2 separate regions of the Homo sapiens genome follow, and region 1 is linked to region 2. The links are chromatin contacts, found by Hi-C or POLR2A ChIA-PET in ENCODE. All regions are on one chromosome and are shown on one strand. The core of a region is the stretch at or near the end of the contact, and the rest is flanking DNA. Distances in the headings are between cores, read along the strand shown.

Evidence for each region. A loop is a pair of places that touch in the nucleus more often than their neighbours do. ChIA-PET counts read pairs that join two places held with the same protein, here RNA polymerase II (POLR2A). Pooled maps may share reads with other maps.
Region 1: a loop to region 2 is called in a map of A673, with 2.1 times the contacts of the local background. The contact joins two enhancer-like sites. A Hi-C loop is called at or near these places in 2 of 168 maps with a recorded cell type or tissue (A673 and posterior vena cava) and 2 of 50 pooled maps. POLR2A ChIA-PET finds 5 or more read pairs at or near these places in 1 of 52 experiments (SK-N-SH).

Annotation. Positions count from the first base shown.
Region 1 is chr17:66,978,086-66,983,709 of GRCh38, reverse strand. All of the region lies in intron 1 of CACNG4 (calcium voltage-gated channel auxiliary subunit gamma 4), which reads right to left. Among named protein-coding and RNA genes, the nearest start is that of CACNG4, 16 kb to the right of the region's middle. RefSeq lists enhancers at 242-743, 4,424-5,000, 4,923-5,217, 5,001-5,578. Within about 2 kb of position 3,334, at least 2 of the 41 ENCODE cell types and tissues checked have a DNase peak (open chromatin) inside an H3K27ac peak, as active enhancers do.
Region 2 is chr17:67,018,073-67,023,999 of GRCh38, reverse strand. It overlaps CACNG4 (calcium voltage-gated channel auxiliary subunit gamma 4), which reads right to left. Exons shown (of 4, transcript NM_014405.4): 2 at 5,728-5,811. Among named protein-coding and RNA genes, the nearest start is that of CACNG1, 24 kb to the left of the region's middle. Within about 2 kb of position 1,961, at least 2 of the 41 ENCODE cell types and tissues checked have a DNase peak (open chromatin) inside an H3K27ac peak, as active enhancers do.

The DNA of each region.
Region 1 (5,624 bases), core at 2,085-4,584, 42 kb after region 2:
AAAGGATCTGTCTCGAGCAGAATGATTTTCACCTTCTTTGCGGAGAGTGCCCCATCTGAAGAGCCGCCCTCAGTCTGACAGCAGAATCCTTTCTCTTTAGACTGCATGAGTCAGACCTGGGGCCTGGCATCGTGCGTTGTTCTGGTCACGACGCTGTGCCCACCTCCTCCAAGAAGCCTGCTGTGCCAGCCCAGCCCACAGCCAGCATCTGGCAACCACGGGGACACACCTGAGGGGCGGGTCCTGCTCTCTTCCCATCTAAACTCCTCCTCCAGCCTGGGTAGCCTTCACTGTGGCCCCAGATTCCTGGGGTCACCATGGGTTATTTTGGATATTCGCAGCACACTGAGCCACCCCACAACCTCGCCTTTTCCCCAGCGTGCAGCAGGCATGTGACTGTTTTTAGCATGGGGCTGAGAAAGATCTTGCCAGGGGCTTTGGGGCTGGAGACCTGGGTGCAGGTGCTGGGGGGTGTCACAGGCTGGTGAGTCTCCCACAAGGGGAGTGCCATCCATGCTGCATTGTGAGGAGGAAGTGAACTCTGCAAAGTGCCTGCAGAGATTTTCATGTCATAGCTACCACTGTTATCAACTGGGAAGAGGTATAGCCGAATGAAGAGAATGGAATCTGAAGCCAGACAGCCTGGGTTTCAATTCTGACTTCACCACTTGTTGGCTCCGGGGCCTTGGGCAAGCTGCTTAACTTCCCCGTGCCTCAGTTTCTGCATCTACACCATGGAAGTAGTGCTAGCACCTGCCTCACAGGCTGGCGGAGGATTAAGCAAGTTAATCTATATAAAGTGCACAGGGCAATCCCTGGCACCTAATAGGAACCACAGTAGAGTTTGCTCTCATAGCCAAGCATGGTGGCTTGTGCCTGTAAATCCAGCTACTTGGGAGGCTGAAGCAGGAGGATCGCTTGAGCCCAGGAGTTTGAAGCCAGCCTGGGCAACAGAGCAAGACCTCATCTCTATAAACAAATTAAAATTAGATGGGCATGGTGGTGCACGTCTGCAGTCCCAGATACTCAAGAGGCTGAGGTGGGAGGATTGCTTGAGCCCTGGAATTCAAAGCCACAGTGAGCTATTGAGAGGTGAAGCCAGCTGGACTTCCTGGGTTGAGTGGGGACTTGGAGAACTTTTCTGTCTTACAAGAGGATTGTAAAATGCACCAATCAGCACTCTGTAGCTACGATTGTAAAACACGCCAATCAACGCCCTGTAGCTAGCTAGAGGTTTGTAAAATGCACCAATCAGCGCTCTGTGGCTAGCTACAGGTTTGTAAAATGCGCCAATTGGTACTCTGTAAAAACACACCAATCAGCACTCTGTGGCTAGCTAGAGGTTTGTAAAATGGACCAGTCAGCACTCTGTAAAATAGATCAATCAGCACTCTGTAAAACGAACCAATCAACACTGTAAAATGGACCAATCAGCATGCTGTAAAACGGACCAATCAGCAGGACATGGGCGGGGACAAATAAAGGAATAAAAGCTGGCCACCCTAGCCAGCAGCGGCAATCCGCTTGGGTCTCCTCCCACTCGTGGAAGCTTGTTCTTTCACTCTTCACAGTAAATCTAGCTGCTGCTCACTCTTTGGGTCCGTGCCACCTTTAAGAGCTGTAACACTCACCGCAAACGTCCATGGCTTCATTCTTGAGGTCAGCGAGCCCATAAACCTATCAGAATGAATCAACTCTGGACACACTATGATCCCACCACTGCACTCTAGCCTGTGTGACAGAGTGAGACCGTATCTCTAAAAATTTTTTTTTATAAGAGTTAGCTCTCTTTCTGCAATAATATACCTGAAATCTGATTAAATCATAGTTAAGTAATTAACTAGTGTGAAATTATAGCTGTTACAAAGATAAGTTGAGATAACATATGGAAAGTTCTTGAGATAATACCTAATGTGCTTGGTGCATAGCAAGGGCTCAGCAGGCATTTGCTCTTATTTTTTAAACTATTCATAATTCTGGACTCTAAACAGAGGAGCCAGCAGGAGGGTGTTGAATGGATAAGCAGCTAGGGCGGAGGGGACCTTGCCGGGCTCGCCTGAGCACCGTCCTACTCACGGGCGGCTCAAGAGGCCACTGGTGACAAACAGAGTGGGTCTCCTGTGGTTCTCTCGGCCCCAGCACCCCCAACCCTGACCCAGTGCTTTGCACAAAGGCTTGTATGTTTCAAGCCACAGTCTAGAGAAAGCAACTAGGTTTCAAAACAAAAAACCAGGTAAATTTCCTTCCCTTTCCTCCAGAGATGGGTAGACCAAAGAAGAACCCAAAAAAACTGCTTGCAAGAATATGAAGGGCTATTAAGGGTCGAAGATGATTGCTTTGTTTTCAGCTATAGGAAAGACTGAGCAAGAAGAAAGGAACAGACATTACTACTGAAGGTAGCAAATTTGATTAGAACTGAGGGATAATTTTGTAGTCCTAGTACTGGGAATCTCAGCTGGAGGATGCTGGACTTGATCAGCATCTCCTTCCATATTCCCTCGCGCTTCTGCCTTAACTGAAACTCTTGCTAAGAACAGAAGGTAACATTCTGAGCACCTGGCAACAAAGACACAAGGGGAAGCTTGTGTCTCTGCATTGATGGACATTTGAAGGGTCAACTGACTCACTGCCACAAAGAGTGAGGGATTGTTTCAGGGTCGCACGAGTCACATTGGAAACTGCCTTTCCTCCAGTATTCACCATGCAAAGATTTTTTTCTTTTTATTTACTTTTTCTTTTTTTTGTTCTTTTAGAGGAACCTCTGGAAGAAATGCAAAGATGTTTCTAACAAGGCCGGGTGCGGTGGCTCACGCCTGTAATCCCAGGACTTTGGGAGGCTGAGGCAGGCGGATTGCCTGAGGTCAGGAGTTTGAGACCAGCCTGGCCAACATGGTGAAACCCTGTCTCTACTGAAAATACAAACATTAGCCAGGTGTGGTGGTGCACGCCTGTAATTCCAGCTACTCAGGAGGCTGAGGCAGGAGAATTGCTTGAACCCAGTGAAGGTTGCAGGGAGATGAGATTGTGCCACTGCACTCCAACCTGGGCAATAGAGTGAAACTCAGTCTCAAAAAAAAAAAAAAAAAAAAGAATTTACACAAAGGGAATTGTCAATGGAAAATTTTTGAGGTAAAAGAATCTTTTATTTTAAAGAGTTTGAAGATTTTTGGTGCAATGAAGCCTGCTTAAGCTTGCCACAGGACAGTTTCCTAGGGAAATAATTTAAAAAAGCAAGCGTCTTCTGCTCAAACCTCATCGGAGTCACATATTAAGAAATCTTGAGCCATCTGACTCAGGCAGAAAAATTCTCCCTGAGGGGCCTCTCACGACACAGCTTTCCGATTAAGTACTTAGGTTTACACATGTGATAAAGGTTTGTAAAAGCATAGATCTGGGTTTTATTTCCTTCTCACTTACTTTCATGGTCAGTTTTAGCACTTTTATTGTAGGAGATGGATTTCTAGGGATGGAAGCCCAATGTGGAAATTGTGCTGACAGGAAATAAAGATTCAACTGTGGTTGGCTTGCAAAGGCTTTGATCCAGGAATCAATTTGGTTATAAGTCAGAAGTGGCCTGTAATAAAATGCTGGCAAGAAGTCGCTGGGCATAGTGCCTGGGAGCGTGTTCCTGGATGCATTTAAGAATAAAAAGAACAGGCTGGGTGCAGTGGCTCATGCCTGTAATCCCAGCACTTTGGGAGGCCGAGGTGGGCAGATCACGAGGTCAGGAGTTCAAGACCAGCCTGGCTAACATGGTGAAACCCCATCTCTACTAAAAATACAAAAATTAGCTGGGCATGGTGGCACATGCCTGTAATCCCAGCTACTTGGGAGGCTGAGGCAGGAGAATTACTTGAACCAGGACCCAGGAGGTAGAGGTTGCAGTGAGCAGAGATTGCGCCACTGCACTCCAGCCTGGGCTACAGAGTGAGACTCCATCTCAAAAAAAAAAAAAAAAAAAAAAGCATGAAAAGAACAAACACCGGCCGTGTCAAATCGGCATACACACCCATTCATCTGTCTGGAGACTGGGCTTGGGATGCTTTTCATCTAAATATCGGGTTTATATTTTTTCCTCTCTGCATCACAGAAGTTCGAAAGAAGAAGGAGATCAGATAAGTCACTCCTCATTCCCATGACCATCAGTTTAACATTTTGGTGAATTTCCTTCCAATATTTGTTCCCAGCTTGATAAAGCAGCCACTGGTACAGTCACATCTGTTTCGTACCAGATGATCTTCAAAGGTTCCACATCTGTGGGTTTTTGGCTCACTCAATTTGCCATTTAATAGAATTCTCTTCATGTTTAATAACCCTCCTAATAATCACAGAGTTAAAATAATACATTTTTATCTAGGAAATGCTTCAAGAACTCTCAAAAGACTGACTTGAACAGGAAGCAGGAGAGGGCTTGCGTGGTTTACAAAGATGGCAGACTCAAAGGGAAAAGGGGAAGAATTAATTAGAAATACAAGGAAGAAAGAAAGGAGAGAAAGAGGGACGAGAGGAAGAGAAGGCGGCACTGGGGAATGGGGAAAATGGGTTTGGGTTGCAGAGGATGCTCACACAAAAAGGAACCTCAGGTTGGCCGTGTGGGTGTGGTGACTGGGACTGTGCGAATGGCAGCAGCACAAAGAAGACTGGAGACACATCAGAAACCACCAGGGTGAGGGAAGGGGGTTGGCTGGAAGGAGGGTGCGGGGCAGGCCTGCAGCCAGCAGGGAACTCCCCCAGAGACTGAACCTCAAGGCCGCAGGCCACAAGGTAGAAGACGGGAGATCCTCCAAACGGTTGAGCAAGTGAGGACACTCTGCCCACCAGGCATCTGGCCTCCACTCACGCTCAGGAATCCGCAGGCAGAAAGACAACCAAAGCCATTTTTCATGCAAGAGGAGTTGGATATCAGGAAAAATCAGAGCCCCTTTGTATGACATGCCAAACTGCTGAAGCGAGAAAATGTCTCGGGCGAAGGCTCAGATGCGAGGCAGGGACAGCGTGCTCGCCCTGGGGAACCTGGGCCGTCAATGTGCACTTGTTATCAGGCTTTTCAGAGCTGAGGGCCGGAAGCGAGTACGGGGCATCCCTCCCCCATCGCATGTTAATGATGAGCTGGTGACATGGCCTTGGCCGGACTGTCCGGCCCCTGGAAGGGAGCCTGGGTGTCCTGAAATGTCCTCAGGGAGTCTTTGGGGATCTGTGTCCTTTTCTTGCCTGTGCTTTGGTGTGTGGGGGAGGGGTGAAGTGGGCAGGAGGAACCCTGGGAATTAAGAACCGAAGCCCCCCTTCCTCTGAGACCCATCTTCACTCTGGGTCCCCTCCCCTGTCCCCATGTACCACGTATTTTTTGGGTTAGCAGATGAGAATAACTACATGCATTGAACACATGTTATGCCAGCTCCAAAGCAAGCACTTAGATACTTTATCGCGACTCCTGCCAGCAAACTTGCATAGCAGGTATCGCTAACAACCCCATATTGCAGAGAAAGCAACTGAGGTTCAAAGGAGGTGCAATGACTGGCTTAAGGCCCCACAGCTAGTAGGAGGCAGATCCTGGATTCAAACCCTGACTCACTCTGGGATCTGGGCCCTTTATCACCATATCCTACCTCCTCTCCAAGATGCCA
Region 2 (5,927 bases), core at 712-3,211:
CCCCTTTTATAACTTGGGAATAGTAACATCTACCTGTAGGGAGTTGAATTGCAGCCTCCCTAGAATATACCTGTGTCCTAACCCTTAGGACCTGTAATTGATCTTATTTGGAAAAAGGGCCTTGGCCAGGCGCAGTGGCTCATGCCTGTAATCCCAGCACTTTGGGAGGCCAAGGCAGGCAGATCACCTGAGGTCAGGAGTTCGAGACCAGCCTGGCCAACATGGTGAAACCCCGTATCTACTAAAAACAAACAAAAAAAATTAGCCGGGCATGGTGGTGGGCTCCTGTAATCCCAGCTACTTGGGAAGCTGAGGCAGGAGAATCTCTCGAACCCCAGAGGTGGAGGTTGCAGTGAGCTGAGATTGCGCCATTGCACTCCAGCCTGGGCGACAAGAGTGACATTCTGTCTTAAAAAAAAAAAAAGGGCTGGGCGCGGTGGCTCACGCCTGTAATCCCAGCACTTTGGGAGGCTGAGGCAGGTGGATCACGAGGTCAGGAGATTGAGACCATTCTGGCTAGCATGGTGAAATCCTATCTCTAGGAAAAATACAAAAAATTAGCCGGGCGTTGTAGCCAGTGCCTGTAGTCCCAGCTACTTGGGAGGCTGAGGCAGGAGAATGGCGTGAACCCGGGAGGCGGAGCTTGCAGTGAGCCAAGATCGCGCCACTGCACTCCAGCCTGGGTGACAGAGCGAGACTCTGTCTCAAAAAAAAAAAAAAAAAAAAAAAGAAGAGGTCTTGCAGATGTGACTCAGTTAAGAATCTCAAGCTGAGATCATCCAGGATGAATCCGGTGGGCCCTAGATCCAACGACGAGCATCCTTATAAGAACCTTAGGAGAAGACACAGGGGAGAAGGGGCTGTGAAGACGGAGGCAGAGACCCAATGCTGCTGCCATGGGCCAAGGAGTGCCAACCACCTCCAAAGCTGGGAGAGGAATGGTCCTCTCCTAGAGCCTTCAGAGAAAGCAGGGTCCCCCAACACCTTGACTTCGGGCTTCTGGCTTCCACACCATGACAGTGAATTTCTGTTGCAGGTCACGCAGTTTTGATCATTTGTTACAATGGCCTTGGGAGATGAACATGCCCCATTGGAGGGTTACTGTGAGAAAATGTCAAGCACCCAGTAGGGGCTTAGGGTGCCCCTCCCTTAGCATCTGGGCTGGGAGGAAGGCGAGAGGGAGGGAAGCAAGGCTTGGGAAAGGAAAGCCCAGAGCTCGGCCTTTCCCAAGCACCTGCTGTCTCCCAGCCCCGTAGAAATCTCGGCTGCATGGACCCTTGGTGGCCCCCGCAGGGGACAGTGAGTCGGGCCGCACTGGCAGGCGCCACCCTCCCCAGCCAGCTGAGCGGGTTTCAGGGCTGTCAGCCTCTCCTCTGAAGGCAGGGTTTGTCTCCTTTTTTGTGAACGCATCAGTGTGTGTCCCTGCTTCACAGAGAGGAGATTGTCTGGGGGCATTAAATGCAGTTCTTCTCTCCGGTGCCTCCTCCTCTCCGATTCCTCTCTGCCTTCTGGCAGCAGCGGGCTCTGGGATGAAGTTTCCTGTGTTTCTGAAATGTGCCTCTGAGCTGTGCTGGCCAGAAAAGTTGAGGTCAGTCATCCCCTCAATGCCCTCGTTCTGCAGACAGGTCAGAGGAATCCGAAAGAAGGAAGTCCATCCAGCACTTTGGGAGCCCGAGGTGAGTGGATCACTTGAGGTCAGGAGTTTGAGACCAGCCTGGCCAACATTGTGAAACCCAGTCTCCACTAAAAATAGAAAAATCAGCTGGGTATAGTGGCGAGTGCCTGTAATCCCAGCGATTCAGGAGGCTGAGGCACAAGAATCGCCTGAACCCGGGAGCAGAGGTTACAGTGAGCCAAGATCGCGCCACTGCACTCCAGCCTAGGCAGCAGAGCGAGACTCCGTCTTAAAAAAAAAAAAAAAAAGCCCAGTTGCTCTAAGATCACTGGATGCCCAGGCTTGGCTCAGAGCCATCCATCCTGCCCAGATAAGTCACACAAGCACCTATGCCTTGCCACACAGACTCATTCCTGAGCTGTGGATGTGCAGATGCCAGCTGGGATTGCCACGGACAGTGGTGCAGGTCGGGCACAGCGCAGGTGGCTAAGGGGTGGAGGGATGAGTGAGGCTGAAGTCCAGCCCGTGCCCTGCTGGCCATATCAAGCCCTGGCAGAGGATCTGCATCTGCCAGGAGACAAGACACTTCCTTCTAACTCACCCCCGGGCACACTGTGGACTCCCAGCAGCCCTGACACCAGCCCCCTGCGGCCTGGCACAGAAGTTATCCACCTAACTGGAAATGCAGACTTGGAGAGGGGCACCAGGCCCAGGGCAAGGTGGGCAGGAAGCCCTGGGACCAGCAGAGCCTGTGGAAGAGAAGGTAGGCAGGATGTGGGGTGGTGACCCCCTCAAATCTTGGGCTGTGAACCTGCAAATCAGCAGTGACATCGTAAGAGCTCAGAGGCCTTCAGGGGGCTCTGCAACAAACAACACAAGCCCAGCTTCTGTGGAAGGCTTCAGAAAGCATGGCTCGGGGCGGAGTTCCTTCTTGAATTGTCAAAGACTGGGTGGGAGCAGCGCAGCCTTGGATCTACCAGGGTTGGTGCTCCACGCCCACGCAGATGAGCTGGCCTGAAACAGGCATCCTGCAGGCAGCCCCACCATGGAAGCTTCTGCTGCCTTCTCCAAAACACCCATTCTCCACCCGGAGGCAGAGCCCTGTTTTCTTTGCTGCTGTACTCCACATGTCTAATACAGTGCCTGGTACATAGCAGGCCCACAATAACTTTTTTTTTTTTTTTAAGATGGGGTCTTGCTCTGTCATGCAGGCTGGAGTGCAGTGGCACGATCGTGGCTCACTGCAGCCTCAACTTCCTCGGCTCAAATGATCCGCCCACCTTAGCCTCCTGAATAGCTGGGACTGGAGGCATGTGCCATCACTTCTGGCTAATTTATTTTTATTTTTTGTAAAGATGAGGTCTCACTATGTTGACCAAGCTGGAACTCCTAACCTCAAGCGATCTTCACGCCTTGGCCTCTCAAAGTGCTGGGATTACAGGAGTGAACCACTGCATCTGGCTGCAATAACTTGTTAAATGAATGAATAAACGAACTCTCATGAACCCTCACTTCTTGCAAATATCAGCCGCCAGAGACCTCCCTCCTGTGCTTCTACATATTTTGAGGAGCCATAGTCTGGACAGGGACCAGAAGACAAAATATTAGAAATCAGGGTGGCCCTGGAAACACATGCCAGTTGTCTGTGGTGATCATGACCTTGGCCTGTCTCTGAAAGTTGCTCAGCCCCTCCGGCTTCAAGCTCACAGGCACCTGCACTCTGGAGATAAAAGGATGATCAAAGACACATGCAGAGCTTGGTTTTAGGGCCAGATATCCCTGTTTCTGCAGCCACCGAGTGGAAAAACACCTCCCTGTTGGGAAGTCAGTTCAGCCCCACCCCGCCCTGACTTCTGCCAGCAGCAGAGACCACAGGCCCGAAAGCCGTCAAGCTGTCTCTTCCATGTGCATCTCTGAGCTTGTTAATGAACCTGGCTGCTTTCCCCACAGCGTACGCTTAAGGAGAACATGGCCTTCCCCAATGAGCTCTAATTGCGGTTGTGCTGTCACCATCATTATATCTGGGAAAATCACTCTGCAGCCCTCCCCGCCTTGCGCCCTCCCCAGAGGAGCTGGAACAGCTCACTCGTTTTTGTTTTTCTTGCTCTTCCAGATCCTCACTCCATCCTGCCCTGGGCCAAGCTGACTGTGTGGACCAAATCCTCGGGCTTCCGCCTCTGGCTTTTGGAGAAGGGTCTCGGCGAGGGAGTTCTGCCCAGCTGCAGGTGAAGGGGTGGCATTGCTTCCCAACAGCCGCAGCTCCTGCCAGGCAGCCCTGTCCCTACTGCTCCCTCCTCCAGGCTCCCATGCCTGCCCCCCTCACCTATCCAGGCTGAGGAGGGTAAGGGCTCCCGGCTATTGCTGGCCCCGGGGTGCTCTCCAGCCCTTGTGGGTTTCCCTTAACCTCACCCGCACCTTTGTAAATAGTCCTTCCGTAAACATCCTTCATTCATCCTGTTTGACTGTAACATCTACTTCCTGCTGGGAGATTGGGAAGCCATGTGGGGTGACCTCTGGGCTTCTGCATCTTGAAGCCAATCCATAAAGAGACCCCAGCACTCCGGGACCATGAATGGGACAGAGACAGGCGAGTAAAGAACAACCAGCACCAACGCCCATAACCTCAGGGGAGCTCCAGTGGGAAATGGAGAGGGAACGGTTTGTTTCTCTAATGCCTCTTTCCTTACAGTCCCAGGGTTGGGCCATGGGCACATCTGCCCCCAGAGCTTTAAGAACCACCTGATTGCCCTGGATTGGGCAGAGAAAGGCAGATTCTGAGTTGGGGCTGATTTTCAACTGAGCCATCCCAGCTAGGCTGAGCACCAAGGGCCTCTGTGGCTGGTTGTGCAGACGTGCACTGTACAACTGGAAGGATGTTCATACCATAATTTATGCAGGTGACATCCCTTGAGTTGTGCAGTGTGCAACCTGCACAACCATCTCTGGCGGCCCTGTGGAAATCTCATTTGCTTGGTTCAGTGTGGGCCCCCGGTAAGCAGAACGAGAGCATAGACAGGAGGAGGAGGAGGTGAGGGAGGAAGGATGGGAGGCAGAGCGGTGGCCAAATTAGTTCATGTTCTGGGCCTGGTCGCAGCAGCCTGACACTGCCCCAGGCTCTATGGGAACCGCGTGCTGTTCTATTTCACCAGATGACTCAGAATCAAAATCCTTTCTCTTAGAAAAAACGATCCATAAGCAGGTGCAGAGTGAATTGTGCTCTCTCTGAGGATGCTGGTATTGATTCTCCATCAACAAGGCTGGGTCTGAGCCCCAGGGGTGCTGCTGTGAGCTGCTCTTTGTGTGTCTTGGTTAATGTGAAAGGGGAAAATGACTCCAAAATGGTGCAATTTTTCTATTTGCAGGCTCCTCCCTGGCTGCTGCCAGGGAGGTATTCACAGGCCCAGGGATGAGATCTGGACTTAGTGTGGGGGCTGGGTTTGTCATTTGGGATTGAGCTTGTGCTGTGACTTCCGGGCTTCAGTCTGCGGGCCACATGCAGTCACTGGACCCAGGAGCAGGTGGGGGCTCCCATGGGCAGAGGCGGTGCTGAAAAGACTTCAGGACCATATATCAGAGGCTGCTCCCTGGCACCTTCCTCGCCTTCTCCCCTGGGTCTCCCAGCACCCCAAGAGGCTGTCTTGGTGTGTGACTGTATCTGATTTTTCAAGACTGGAATGGAAGAGAGTATGCAGGAGAGGGTGGGGAGGCCCCATTGTGCTTAGAGAGCCACACCCCTCAGGGAGGCCCAGCCTGGGCAGAGCCTATATCTTTAACCTTCCTTGCTCCAGCCCCAGCTCCAGCCAGTCAGTAACTTTGAAGCCTGCCATGCCCAGCAGGCTTTCTGCTCAGGTCTCTCTCCCCAGGGCACAGGCCCATCTCCCCAGGGTACAGGCCTCTCAGCCAAATAACCGCATTGAGATACCCAGTATGTCATGGCAGTGATGAGCAAAACTCCATCCTCCAAACTCACAATGTCTGAATAAGTAAGACAGTGAGTGGACCATCCCAAGACAATCACCCTCTCCATGCCCAGTGTCTCTCTTTCCTCCGGCCGCCTTCCCCCACCCTTCCGCCTCCCCACAGAAAGAGAGTCCAGGCCTCCTGACACTCACGGAGGAGGTACTCCGAGCTGTCGTGGTCGTAGTCATTGTCCTCTGGGAAGTGATTGATCCGGAAGCAGTGCCCTTTATAGATCCCTGGAAGGAACGAGAGGAAAAGAACACTGTAAATGCTGTCTGGGTTCACTCATCCGTTCACTCCAGACACGGTTGCCATGTGTGTGAGCCTCTGTGCAGGTCCTGGGGACAGACAG